2 separate regions of the Homo sapiens genome follow, and region 1 is linked to region 2. A link is a contact called in ENCODE Hi-C or POLR2A ChIA-PET data. All regions are on one chromosome and are shown on one strand. The core of a region is the stretch at or near the end of the contact, and the rest is flanking DNA. Distances in the headings are between cores, read along the strand shown.

Region 1 (7,049 bases), core at 338-2,837, 160 kb before region 2:
ACATTAGACCAGCTATGAAGCACAGAGATTGACAAGGGCACCAAACATCCATCTTATCTTTCCCTTCTGGTTGTTTGGATTCAATCGTTTACATACTTTCGGTTCATTTTAAAAAAGCACAACCAACATTTCAAAGTTCAATAATTTGCTGTTCTTTTTAGTGTACAGAGACAAAATCACCAAATTTTTGATTTTTGAAACACCGCAAGCCGCTTTGTCTCAACACCTGTGGTGGTGGTGGTGGTGGAGGTGGTGGTGGTGGTGATAAGTGGAAAGTCCATCAGAATTCAGTTTGTTTTGAGGCTTATTTGAGAGCCTGAAACTCTGAAAGATGAATGAAGGTATCCTTGGCTGTTACACACCCAGAGCTGGGTGAATTTTTGCACCAAGGAAGCTGTGCTAGGCTTCTGTGGTCTTCCCTGACAACCACACCATTCCTACATTTGAGACCTTCCATCAGACTGCTGAGAACAATGCTTATTCACAGAGGGTGATGAAATACAGAAAGAACTGTCTTCAGAGACACAGACCAAGTCCTGGAATGCTAAGGAAGCCAGGAGGCAAGAAGGTACATTGCACACAGAGGTACCCACAGAAGAAGGTCACCAGAGCGTGGGCTGGGGTCAGGGTTTCATCTGCTGGCCATCTTCTTGAACCCAGATGACATATGAGCAGCTACTTTCCCTTGCCAGGGGATGAGCACTTCTCCTGGACTTTCTGTGGGCAAACCTCCACACATTTTGTCTGGAATAGCTCCTGGCATGGCTCTGCACACTGAGGTGGACACTGGTCTTGGCATGGAGGTAGGTATGGCTCTTGGCCTTGCTGTGGGCATTTTTCTTGACTTGATTCCTGGCACTGAGAAAGACATACCTCCTGGGCCTGCACTAGACACTTATCTTGGCAGGGGTGCTGGCATGTGGGGAGGCACACCTCCTCAGCCTTTGCTTGGCACTGCTCCTGGGTCTTTGGGAGGCATGGAGGGGGCACACATGGCTGCTTGCACTGCTGCTCACTGAAGGACATCCTAGGGTGATTTGCAGAGCCTGAAAAAAACACAAGATTCGAAATTATCTGTATTAAAAATATCAGCATGGGAACTGGGGAATGAAGGGTTGAGAAAGAGGAATGAGGAGTGGATGGAAGAACTAATGGAATGGAATGAGGAGTGGAAGTAAGAACTAATTTCTTGGCTGCTTTTTATCTCTTTCTCTTTTCTATCCTGGCTGCAGCTCCCTGTGGCACCTGTCTCCAAAGTGGGAGTGTTCTCCTGGCCTCTGTCTAGACATCCATAGCTCCAAACCCCAGTCTTACCACAGGTTTTTTTCCCTTCTCTTCTAGTCTACGAATCCTTTTGAAAATCAGGTGCAAGAGACTAGACTAGATAGGCAAATTCTAGTCTGGATAGAATATACAGGATAGTTTGTGAGGCCCAAGAAATGGCAAACCACTTAAAAAATCAGTAGAAAGTACAGTCCATAAGAGGAACAGAACAGCGGCCGCCTAAAGACAGAGTAACAGGGAGAGAGAGGGCACAGATGCCCCACTTACCTGATCTTCAACAAGACTCAACAAAGGCTGTGGACTGTGAAGCCCAGCAAGGTGGGACTTTTATATGTTGCTTAGTCCAGCCTCCCGCGGGACTGACTGGTCACATGGGCTGTGGTATTAATTGTGGAGTCACCATAACAAGCTTCCTCTGAAATTGCCGATGGTTTGAGTCACTGCTTGGGATGCCTGTTAATCAGACTGCATTTTGGCCTGTGGGTCCTCACCAGACCTCAGCAGGGAGGGGCTTCTCTCAGATCTCTCTCATCAGAGGCAGCAGGAAAAGAATGTTCATAAAGTGTTATCTCAGTCTGTTCAACCAGGATTCCTTGTCTGCCCAAACTGGTACAGGATGTGGTGAGAGATAAGATCCACCTTGCTCATCTCATCTTCACCAATGGGAAGATTTTATGCCTAAGGCCTGGGGCCTCTCTGGGTCAAGGGCTTGTATGGCCTGTTGCAGACACTTCTTCATCAAGCCTAGAAAGTCACCCTTCAGATGCAAGGATGAAGGCTCGTCCTGTGGTTCCAAGCGAACAAAGGGCTTTCAGCCTGCTGAAGAGAGTGATTTTCCTGCGTGATGGTCTTGAGGGAAATTGCGGTTCATTTGTTACTCTTGGGTTGTGAAGTGGGGTGAAGGGGAAGAGAGAGGAAGGAGAAGGCAGACAATCTTCATCTTCTCAACCTTGATTTATGACACCCTTATGAAAGTGGAGTTACTCACAGAGTTTTCATAGTGACCAGGAGAACAGGCTGGAACAAAGTTAACTTGTCTCTTTGCCTTCTGGAAAACGTTTTCTTAGAACTCAAGTCAATAAAAGTCAGGGGATGAAAGGAAAAGTTTCAAAGCAAACACACCCAGTTTTCTCTACCTCTACTTTCTAGTTTGGGCTGTTAGTTTTTACCTGGTGTGTTCTCCCTGTGCCTGTGGGAATCCTAAGCATTCTGCAAAGCTTTACTCATGTCTACCACCCTCTGAGAGCCTTTCCTGATTACTCTAAACCAGAAATGAATCCACCTCTTTATGCACTCCCATGGTATCTATTATTTATATTATTCATATGACATTTACTATTGAAATTAGGACTTTCCAGATATTTATATATAGATCTTATTTTTTCCTGGGTTATAAGTTCCTAGAGGATAGGTACTATGCCATAGGTATAGTAAGTGGAAGATGATGGAAGACAAATGATTATTGATGGGGTAAATGTATTAATGAAGGAATACAGAAGGTGGATGTGGGAGAGCTGGGAGTAGAGGAAAATCTCATTTAATTGAAAATGGGAAAAGATTTACTTTGAAAGAAGCCCCCATTTCCTTAAAATGGTGGTTCTGTGTTTGCTGAAGTTGACCAAATTCAAGGGTCTTTAAATATGATGATGTTCCCTTCCTTTCTCCTTAATTTAAAGTTATGTTCTCACACACAGGGGCCTGTTGTGGGGTGGGAGGAGAGGGGAGGGATAGCATTTGGAGATATACCTAATGTTAAATGACGAGTTACTGGGTGCAGCACACCAACATGGCACATGTATACATATGTAACTAACCTGCACGTTGTGCACATGTACCCTAAAACTTAAAGTATAAAAAAAAGTTATGTTCAATCTCTTAACTTGAAGGGGTAGGTTTAAGTCATTTCCTAAGAAGAATATTTGGCTAAAATCAAAAATGTCTCAAATGTTTATATAGGTTTTGGATGCTTGATACCTGAAAAGTTTTTAAAAGGTAAGCTGGGGAGATCAGGAAGCATTTTTGACCTTTGAGACTGGTTCTCAGAGGTTAATGTGACATCACCATGAGCCCCATTGAGGTCCTGGCAGTAGACAGAGGCCTGAGAGTGGAAGGACTTGGAATACCCAGGTGTATATCTGAAGAGAAAAAGTCATTTGGGGCATCTGGGAGAGTAGGTGTAGGGTGGGGAGACTCATCCTTCTTTTTCTCCTCCTTTTTCATCTCCTCCTTTCAATTCTCTTCCTCTTTGTATTTTTCATCTTTTCTTAGAATGCTGTTGAAGAGACAAAGCAACTCTCCTGTGTCCTAGAAAGCAAGGAATTCATCACAGATTTTAATAATATGTTCTTTCAGTCACTCATGGCCCCTATGTGATGTCGATGCATTTCCCTTCCAAAATGACTCACAGTTCCATGGAGAATATGGCCAGAGGTAAGCCCCTGTGCTCCAGAAGAAGGCCTCTTCCTTGGTTTTGGGTGGAAGGTCATGGAAGGCTCCTGGGGGAGGGGATGTCTGTGCTTTGTCTTACCGGACAGTATGAGTTACCCAGGCAAGGACGGTGGACAAGGGCATTTCAGGTGGCCTCTAGGAAAGAATCCTTGTTGGGAGGCTGTTGAAGTACAGAGATACAAGTGAAATGAAAGGATAGATGGAGGCCAGCTTAGGAAAGGAATGAGCAAGAGAATCCGGGAAGAGACCTTCTTAGCTGGGATTTCTGGAAGTTTCCTGTGACAGGATGCATGAGATGACCTTGCTCATGTCATGTATGCCTGTGACTTTGGTTAAGCCCCAGGACAAGGAGACTAAATAGAAATGTGCAGAACAAGAGACTAGATCGTGTTCTCATGGAGGGGAGGTGAGCCCAGTTAGGTAGAGCCCAGAGTTTGACTCCTCTCACTGGATGCCCTGCCTGCCATCAAGTTGATTCATGACAGTGGAACAATCTTGAAATTGACCCCAAAGTCCTTCTGTGGTAGGCAGAATAATGGCCTCCTAGATATGTTCGCCACCTAATCGCTAGAATTTGTAAACACGTTAGGTTACTTGGCAAGAGAGACTGAAAGTAGTGAATAAAATCAAAGTTGCTAATCAGACTACTTTAAAATAGGGAGATTATCCTTGATTATCCAGGTGGGGCCAACATAAGTGTACGGCTCTTAAAAGCAAGAAGAGTCTGTCAGAGTGATGTGATTTGAGAAAGACTTAACTGGCCATTGCTGATTTTGAATATGGAAGGAGTCCACGAGCCGGAAATGAGGGCGGCTTCTACAGTCTGGAAACAGATTCTCCAGTAGGACCTCCGGAAAGACGTGCAGCTTTGCAGGCACTCTATTTCAGTCTGGTGAGACTTCTGTCAGCCTCTGAGCTCCAGAACTGTCATAGGATTCACTTTTGTTGTTTTAAGCCACTAAATTTGTGGTAACTTGTCACAGAAGCAGTAGAAACCTAATAACCTTCCTAGTGCTGGAGGCTCTTGGGAGCTCTTGAGGAAGGGAGCCTCAGATGAAGAATAAAATCTCATTTACCATTCCCTCATTTAAATATATTCCTACTTGTCATGTCAGCATCCTCAATCAAAGGCTAGCTTTTGATAAAGAGGCACTGAGCTGGGCGTGGTGGCTCACGCGTATAATCCCAGCACTTTGGGAGGCTGAGGCAGGTGGATCACTTGAGGTCAGGAGTTTGAGACCAGCCTGGCCAACATGGTGAAACCCCGTCTCTACTAAAAATACAAAATTAGACGGGCGTGGTGGCGGGCTCCTGTAATCCTAGCTAATGGGGAGGCTGAGGCAGGAGAATCGCTTGAACCCAGCAGGTGGAGGTTGCAGGGAGCTGAGGTTGTGCCATTGCACTCCAGCCTGGGCAAAAAGAGTGAGACTCCATCTCAAAAAACAAAGCAAAACAAAACAAACAACAACAAAAAAGAGCGACTGAGATATATGGAGAAAGAACTCAGGATTCCATTCATCTGGGGTTGACTATCACATAGAGTATATGCAATATTGGATAAGTGATTTAACCTCTCATAATCTCAATTTCCTCTTGTTGAGAAAGGAAAATACTATTTCACAGATTTCTTGTGAGGAATAAATTAGACAATGTATGCTCCAAAACTTAGGGCCATCAAGCTACTTATGAATATTAGTGCAATCTGAATCAGTTCAGGACTCACCTCCTCCATGAAGCCTTCCTTGATTTCCCTGGTTCTTCTTGTTCTATGTCCTTTGCTCTGTCCCTCCAATACTTGGTCTTTGACTTGAATTTTTTTTTTTTTTTTTGAGATGGAGTCTTGCTCTGTCGGCCAGGCTGGTGTGCAGTGGCACGTGATCTCGGGGCAGTGCAACCTCTGCCTCCCAGGTTCAAGCGATTCTCCTGCCTTAGCCTCCCAAGTAGCTGAGACTACAGGCACATGCCACCACACCCAGGTAATTTTTGTGTTTTTAGTAGAGACGGTGTTTCACCATGTTGTTCAGGCTGGTCTCGATCTCTTGATCTTGTGATCCACCCCCTTGGCCTCCCAAAGTGCTGGGATTACAGGCGTGAGACACTGCACATTTTTCTTTAAAACAGGTTCAAATTCTGCCATGTATTTATCTCTCCACGTGTGTGTGTCATAGAACATCTAATACATGCCCAAAGCCAAACTCCTGATCTTGCCTCAAAAACTCCTCCTACCACAGTCTTCCTCAGCTCAGTAAGTGGCCTGGCCTCATCATCTTTAAAATAGGAAAGTTAGACTTTCAGTCAGGTCCATCACATCTCTGACATTCTGTGATACTGTAAATGTGATCACGAATGGGTAGCCTGGGTAACTGTGTAACTTTGTAGTGTGTGGACACGTGTGTGGGCACTTTTTCCTTGGTCAGGTTGTAATGTACCCATAGGAAGACCCAGTCTTCTGTCTTCTGCATGCGGCAGTGGCTCACCCAGTGGCTGATTGACCTTAGGTGACCTGTCTTTTCCTAGGTGGGGAGTGGGAGTATTTGGGGCCTGAGTCCTCAAAAATCAATCTTGGTGGCCCAGTATCTGGGGTTGTGGATTAGAAAGCTTTGGAAAAATTGTCTCACCCCAAATCTTAAGATAAGGTGACTAAGTTGTTTCTGTGATCATCCCCAGCCCTCCAGCAAGATTGGAGTTAATCTGATTTAATGACATCTGAGATTTAAGATTTTAGACTTTTGGAGCTGTCATTATTGGGAGCCAGGGCATAATTAGACAGGATCAGCAGAAGAGTCTCAGGTGTGTGCAAGACAGTTTTTTTTTCTCCCATTCCCATCAAATAACTATCTCCTCTGTTCAGATCTTAAAAGTCCTCAGACTCCTCTGACCCATTCATCTGCATATTACAGGGCAATGTCTCTGATAGAGCTGAATGGTGCAGAATTTGGTTTCCTGCAGAGCGGGTGCCCCTGGGCAGCTTGCGAATTCCTGGGAGGAAGTCCACCACTCCTCTCCCTTCCTTTCCTCCTGTGTCACCCACACAGGGGGTCTGAATCAGAGGTGTGAATTCAGGAAAGAGCTGTAAATCACAAGCCCTCAGGGCCAGACGGGACTTGAGAGGCCACCTGATTCTATCTCCTTGTTTTAGCCCCAGCACGTGCTTTAAACAGGAGACACAGAACTATTTATTGACTGCGTTTTTTAGATGAGGAAACTGAGGCACAAAAGTGTCAAAGATCTTGTTCAAGATTACGTGGTCAGCTCATGTCTGGTCTGGGCAATGGTCCACATAAAAAACACTTAGCTATTGTCAATAATGCCGCAAT
Region 2 (6,676 bases), core at 415-2,914:
TTAGCCAAAAGCCCTTCCTTACTGACAGGAGAAATAGCAGTTCTGGGTACCTAACCTGCTTAACTGAGGGATGTGATGCTGGGTTCATTCAACACATGTTCTTCCTGGAGCATAGCTGGTGACTGCTCTGATGATTTTGTCTTTCCTCTTCCTCATTCCCCTTTCTTCTTATCTACTTACAAAACCACATTCTTGGAAAGCTTCCTGATTAATGGTCCAGATAAGGAAGCTCTAGCAATATCACTTTAAATGCTTAATATACAATATTTAGAAAACCTTATGATTGTAAAAGAGCTTAAAAAAGATGTGAAAGAACAATCACTAAATGCATTGACAACATATGTGTTAAGTGAACAATATGTACCAAAATGGACAGATGAGAGGTGTACATTGGGGTGTGAGTTGATAATCCAGCAGACTGTGGGACTAGAGGGTCTACGGAAAAAACAAAGGAAGAACATACAAACAAATTTTAAAACACTGTCTTTCAAACACCTAAAACCTGTTTGGAAATAGAGAGCAAGAATACATATTGGATTACACTTAGCTTTTATTTTCCTCTAGATTTCAGACTTTAAGTGCTCTGAACTTCTGCACTCTGCAAACCTACTTCTAATTATTTACATATGATAACATGAGTCTATGCAGCTTGTTCTCTATAGGATATTCACAGGACACTACAGAATGTTTTGGGAGATTATGTAATATTTAAAATATTCAAATTATACTAAAAATGTATGTAAAATGTATTGAACATAGGCAAGTTTCAATACATAGATTTTGAGTGAATGCTTGCAACTTTGGTTCCATTCTCTCTACTTCCTTAAGGTGGTGTCCAAGAGTACATTTTTATAAATAAAAAGTTATAGTACACATCCCTAAGGGCAGCAAGTAGAAAACGTGCTAGGGAGACTCGATCTCACTTTGGAATCTATCCTGGGAGACAAATGCCTCTACAAATGGATTAGAGAAGACAGTTTTAAAGAGGAAGATAATACAGGTAAAATCTGGGGTTTTATGAGAGAAAGAAAGAGGTAGAAGAAAAAATTTCAAGCTCGAACAGGGTCATCAGGTGGCACAATGCGGTCAATGCCTGCAAACTCAGGGGTAAGTATTATTCTCCCTGTTTACAGTTCCGTGGAGGAGAAGTGACTTGCCTGTGGTCATACAACAGAGCAAAGAAAAGGCTTGAGCTAGAACTCAGGCCTTTGTTAGGTCTCCCCTTCCTCCTAGCACATTGGCAAATTGCATGAGGAAAGTAGAGGTACAGTTGAGTTCATGTACAACAATAAGGCATTCAGGTAAAGTGAATGAGGGCAGAAGTTTTATGATTTAGGGAAGGTGTAAGACAGGAAAATATCTTTGTTCCCAATTAAGAAAGAGATCCCTTGACCATCAGTTAGAGATTCCCCCAAGTCCCTCTTTGCCATAAGTCACTGAAACTGAGATCCAAGGCATGGCTTCTGTGAGTCAGGAGAGCTTAACCCAGAGGAGAGATTTCAGAACAGGATATTTCCTATTTTGAGTATCCTGCTCATGCCAGTCATGGATAAATTTGCATCTGGCTTAAGAAATTACTGGATCAGCATTGTTTTGGGTAGTTTCACTTCCTGCTGGGTGGGGTAGCAGGCTCTATAAAGAGATCCTCTGCTGCACGACTCTTAAACCCCTGGTACCTGAGCACTGATCTGCCTTGGAGAACCTGGTGAGTCGGCTTCCTTGAGTTCCTCTGTTCTTTGTGCCCTGAAATGTTGAGTTTAATCTGAATATGGCAAGTTTGGTGGATCCAATCCTATGAAAATTGACTTGATGCTACTTAGTGGATGAAAATTTAAGATTAGAGCACAATTATATGCTATTTTAGCTTTCTTTTGTTATACAGGTAGGTATCCATATGGACAGAGAAGTTAAGGGGTAACCTTTGATATGAAGAAGAAAAAAGAACAAAGTATTTTTCTTTATTCTCTGTCTTTCTAGTGTCCTTTACAAAGGTTTGTGTCTTAGCAGGTGTGAAAGACTACAATTCTCCCTGAGCAGCCCTTTGCTCTATGCCCAAGTCAGCCCACTTGGACTTTATAACAGATAATGATGATAGGAATAGCATATTAGATTGCCCAGGGTGTCTGAACTTGTGACTGCCTTTCTTGAATTGGTTATTTTCAGGGAAATAAGATGCTTGATTCTTTATAACAGAGATAATTTATTTGGAAAAATTGTATGAGAAAACACAGGATTTCCTAGGGACAATGAAGCAATTTGTTAAAGTGGAAGGGAGAAACCAGAAAGTCTTGAAAAGGTAATTAAGAATTTAAATAATTTCTTGGAGATTGGAGAAATAATATGCCATGGTATTACACAAGCTTTGGCTTCTCTCTCTGGAGGATTCCCTTCCCACGAACACTGTTGTATCATTTCTTTCAGATCCTGAGACTCCAGCAGGATGTCTTATCAACAGCAGCAGTGCAAGCAGCCCTGCCAGCCACCTCCTGTGTGCCCCACGCCAAAGTGCCCAGAGCCATGTCCACCCCCGAAGTGCCCTGAGCCCTGCCCACCACCAAAGTGTCCACAGCCCTGCCCACCTCAGCAGTGCCAGCAGAAATATCCTCCTGTGACACCTTCCCCACCCTGCCAGTCAAAGTATCCACCGAAGAGCAAGTAACAGCTTCAGAATTCATCAGGACCAAGAAAGGATAAGGATATTTGGCTCACCTCGTTCCACAGCTCCACCTTCATCTTCTCATCAAAGCCTACCATGGATACACAGGGAGCTTCTTTCTCCTTAGCCAGTAATCTGCCCATGATGATCCCTGACAGCAAAAAGTTTCTTTTCTGAGGCTGCCATACTGCCACTGTCCAGGTGGAGACTGAGCAAAGGAAGTCCTGGGCTGTGCCAGCTCCCAGAGCTTCGGAAGAAAGAGCAGCAGCTCTCTCCCTGGGAACCATCAGAGAATTCTGTTGATGTGTTCTGTGTCTGTCTGTCACCTGGTCACGAGCTTCTACCACCTTTGCAATTGTCACTTATCTTTCACTCCCTGAATAAAGTATCTATGCATATATATTTGTGAATGGATCTTTTGTTTATTTTCAAATCTGCTTTATTAGCAATAGTATGTAATCTTTTGGATTTATTTCAATCTTTCTTTGATTCACAGCAGGATCTCACAATTGGAGTCATACCAAAGATTATTTCTGTATCATTTTAAACCCCTTTTATTTTCCCTAATTAGCATTTGATTGATTTGAGGAGGATATTATTCAACTTCTCTGAATTGACAACTTCTCTTTACTGCAAAGTGAGCAAAATAACATTTACATTACAAACTAGTCTAAGGCATAAAATTTGATTACTATCTGATATTTGGTTGGCACAATGCCTGACACGTAATTAGCTGTCATTTGATAGAGTTGTATTCGCAGCAACATATTATCATTGTTTTCACCATCACCATCCTCCTCCTCCTCCTCCTCATCATCATCACTCCCCACTACAACCACTACCATATTTGTTCCAGCAAGAGAGTGGCTTGGGTGTAACTAACATAGGAAATAAGAAGACTCTCTAATGTTATTTGTATTGATTCATAATACTTGTACACATTTACTGCATACATGTGATTTTTTACATGAATAGAATGTGTAATGATCAAGTCAGGATATCAGGAAATTTAGGGCATTCATCCCCTGCAGCATTTATCATTGTTCTTTATTGGGAACATTTTAATTCTAGCTATTTTGAAGAACACAGTACATTGTTGTATACCGTAGTCACCTTCCTCTGCTATCAAATATTAAAACTTACTCATTTTATGTATCCATATGTTTTTACTCGTTAACCAGTATTTCTTCATTCCCCATCCCCCTGAACACCCTTCCTTGCCTCTGGTATCTCTCATTCTACTCTCTACCTTTATAGATCATCATTTGTAGCTCCTACATATGAGTGAGAACATGCAATATTTGTCTTTCTCTGCTTGATTTATTTTACTTAACATAATGACCTCCAGTTCCATCTGTGTTGCTGCCAATGACAGGATTTCATTCATTTTATTACAATGGACTAGTATTTCATTGTGTGTATATACATATTTTCTTTATTCATTCATTCATTAATGGACACTTAGCTTACACATCTTTTCTGTTGTGAACAGTACTGCAATAACCGTGGGAGTTCAGGCATCCTTTTTGCGTACTGATTTCCTTTGGATAGATACACAGCAGCTGGATTGCTGGATTGAATAGTAGTTCTGCTTTTAGTTTTTTGAGAAATCTTCTTACTGTTTTGCATAGCAATTGTACTAATTTACATTCCCACCAAGAGTACACAAGGCTTCTTTTTTCTTTACACCCTCTTCAGCGTAGCTTTTTTTATCTTTTATTTTAAGTTCAGGGGCACATGTGCAGGTTTGTTATATAAGCAAGCTCATGTCGCAGGGTTTAATCGTAGCACCCATTAGTTATTTTTCCTGATCCTCTCCTTCTCCATACCCTGTGGTAGGTGCCAGTGTCTGCTGTTCTCTTTAAGGTGTCCATGTTTTCTCATCATGTAACTCACACTTATAAGTGAGAACATGCAGTATTTGAATTTCTGTTCCTGCATTAGTTTGCTAAGGATAATGGCCTCCAGCTCCACCTATGTACCTGTATTCCATGGTGTATATGTACCATATCTTCTTTATCTAGTCTATCATTGATGGGCACTTAGTTTTATTCCATGTCTTCACTATTATGAATGGTGCTGCAATGAACTTAACACACGCATGTGTCTTTATGATATAGAATGGTTTATAATCCTTTGGGTATATGCCAAGTAATGGGATTGCTGGTTGAAATGGTGGTTCTGTTTTTAGTTCTTTGAGTAATTGCCACACTGTTTTCTTCAATAGTTGATCTAATTTACATTCCTACAAGCAGTGTATAAACATTCCTTTTTCTATACAACCTTGCTAGCACCTTTATTTTTGACCTTTTAATAGCCATCTGACTGGGGTGAGACTGTCTCTCATTGTGGTTTTGATCTGCATTTCTGTAATGATCAGTGATATTGGGCTTTTTTAATATGCTTGTGTACCACACATATGTGTTCTTTTTAAAGCGTCTGTTCCTGTCCTTTTCCCACTTTTTAATAGGGCTGTTTTTTTTCTTGTGGATTTCTTTAAATTCCTTATAGATGCTAGATATTACACCTTTATAATATGCATAGTTTGCAACAATTTTCTCCCATTCTATAGGTTGTCTGTTTACTCTTTTGACGGTTTCCTTTGCTTTGTAGAAGCTCTTTAGTTTAATTAGATCCTACTTGCCAATTTTTGTTTTTGTTGCAATTGCTTTTGGCATCTTATTCATGAAATCTTTGCCTGTCTCTATGTCCAGAATGGTATTGCCTAGGTTGTCTTTCAAAGTTTTTATGGTTATGGGTTCTACGTTTTAGTCTTTAATCCATCTTGAGTTGATTTTTATATATGGTGTAAGGAAGGCATCCAGTTTCAATCTTCTGCATATGGCTAGCCAGTTATCCCAGCACCATTTATTGAATAGGGAGTCCTTTCCCCATTGTTTGTTTTTGTCACCTTTTTAGATGATCAGATAGTTACAGGTGTGATGCTTTATTTCTGGCTTCCCTATTCTGTTGCATCAGTGTGTGTCTGTTTTTGTACCAGTGCCATGCTGTTTTGGTTACTGTAGACTTGTAGTATAGTTTGAAATCAGGTAGTGTGATGCCTCTAGTTTTTTTCTTTTTGCTTAGGGATTGCCTTGGCTATTTGGGCTCAGTTTTGGTTCTATATGAATTTTAGGATAGTTTTTTTTCTAGTTCTGTGAAGAATGTCTTTGGTGGTTTGATAGGAATCACATTGAATCTGTAAATTGGGCAATATGGTCATCTTAATGATATTGATTCTTCCTATTTATGAGCACGGAGTGTGCTCCCTACATTTGTGTCATCTCTGATATTGTTCAGCAATGTTTCGTAGCTTTCCATGTAGAGATCTTTCACCTCCCTGGTTAGCTGTATTCCTAGGTATTTTATTCTTTTTGCCACTATTGTGAATGGGATTGTGTTTGTTAATTGGCTCTTGGCTTGTCTTTTGTTGGTGTATAGGAGTGCTAGTAATTTTTGTGCATTGATTTTGAATCCTGAAACATTGCTGAAGTTATCAGCTGAAAGAGCTTTTGTTTTGAGACTATGGGGGTTTTTTTAGATACAGAATCATGTTGTGTGTAAACACAGTAGTTTGACTTTCTGTCTTCCTATTTTGATGCCCTTTCTCTCTTTGTCTTCCCTGATTGCTGTGTCCAGGACTTCCCATACTATATTGAATAAGAGTGGTGAAAGAGAGCATAATTGTCTTGTTTTGGTATTCAAGGGCAATGCTTCCAGCTTTTCACCATTCAGTATGATATTGGTTGTGGGTTTTTCATAGATGGCTTGTATTATTTTGAGGTAAGTTTCTTTTGTATCTAGTTCATAGAGAGTTTTTAACATTAAAGTATGTTGAATTTTATGGATAGCCTTTTCTGCATCTATTGAGACAATCATATGATTTTTGCCTTTAGTTCTGTTTATGTGATGAATTGCACTTATTGATTTGTTTATTGTTGAACCAATCTTACATCTCAGGGATAAAGCCAACCTGATGGTGGTGGGTAAGCTTTTTGATGTGCTGCTGGATTTGGTTTG

The links. A loop is a pair of places that touch in the nucleus more often than their neighbours do. ChIA-PET counts read pairs that join two places held with the same protein, here RNA polymerase II (POLR2A). Pooled maps may share reads with other maps.
Region 1: a map of dorsolateral prefrontal cortex shows a loop between it and region 2 (2.1-fold over the local background). The contact joins the promoter of PRR9 here to the promoter of SPRR2A in region 2. A Hi-C loop is called at or near these places in 1 of 168 maps with a recorded cell type or tissue (dorsolateral prefrontal cortex) and 5 of 50 pooled maps. POLR2A ChIA-PET finds 5 or more read pairs at or near these places in 1 of 52 experiments (H1).

What each region holds. Positions count from the first base shown.
Region 1 is chr1:153,212,122-153,219,170 of GRCh38, reverse strand. It overlaps PRR9 (proline rich 9), which reads right to left and starts at 1,587. Exons shown (of 2, transcript NM_001195571.2): 1 at 1,552-1,587; 2 at 1-1,046. The coding sequence starts at 1,026. The coding sequence ends at 676.
Region 2 is chr1:153,052,500-153,059,175 of GRCh38, reverse strand. SPRR2A (small proline rich protein 2A) reads left to right here and starts at 1,664. Exons shown (of 2, transcript NM_005988.3): 1 at 1,664-1,705; 2 at 2,422-3,056. The coding sequence starts at 2,441. The coding sequence ends at 2,659.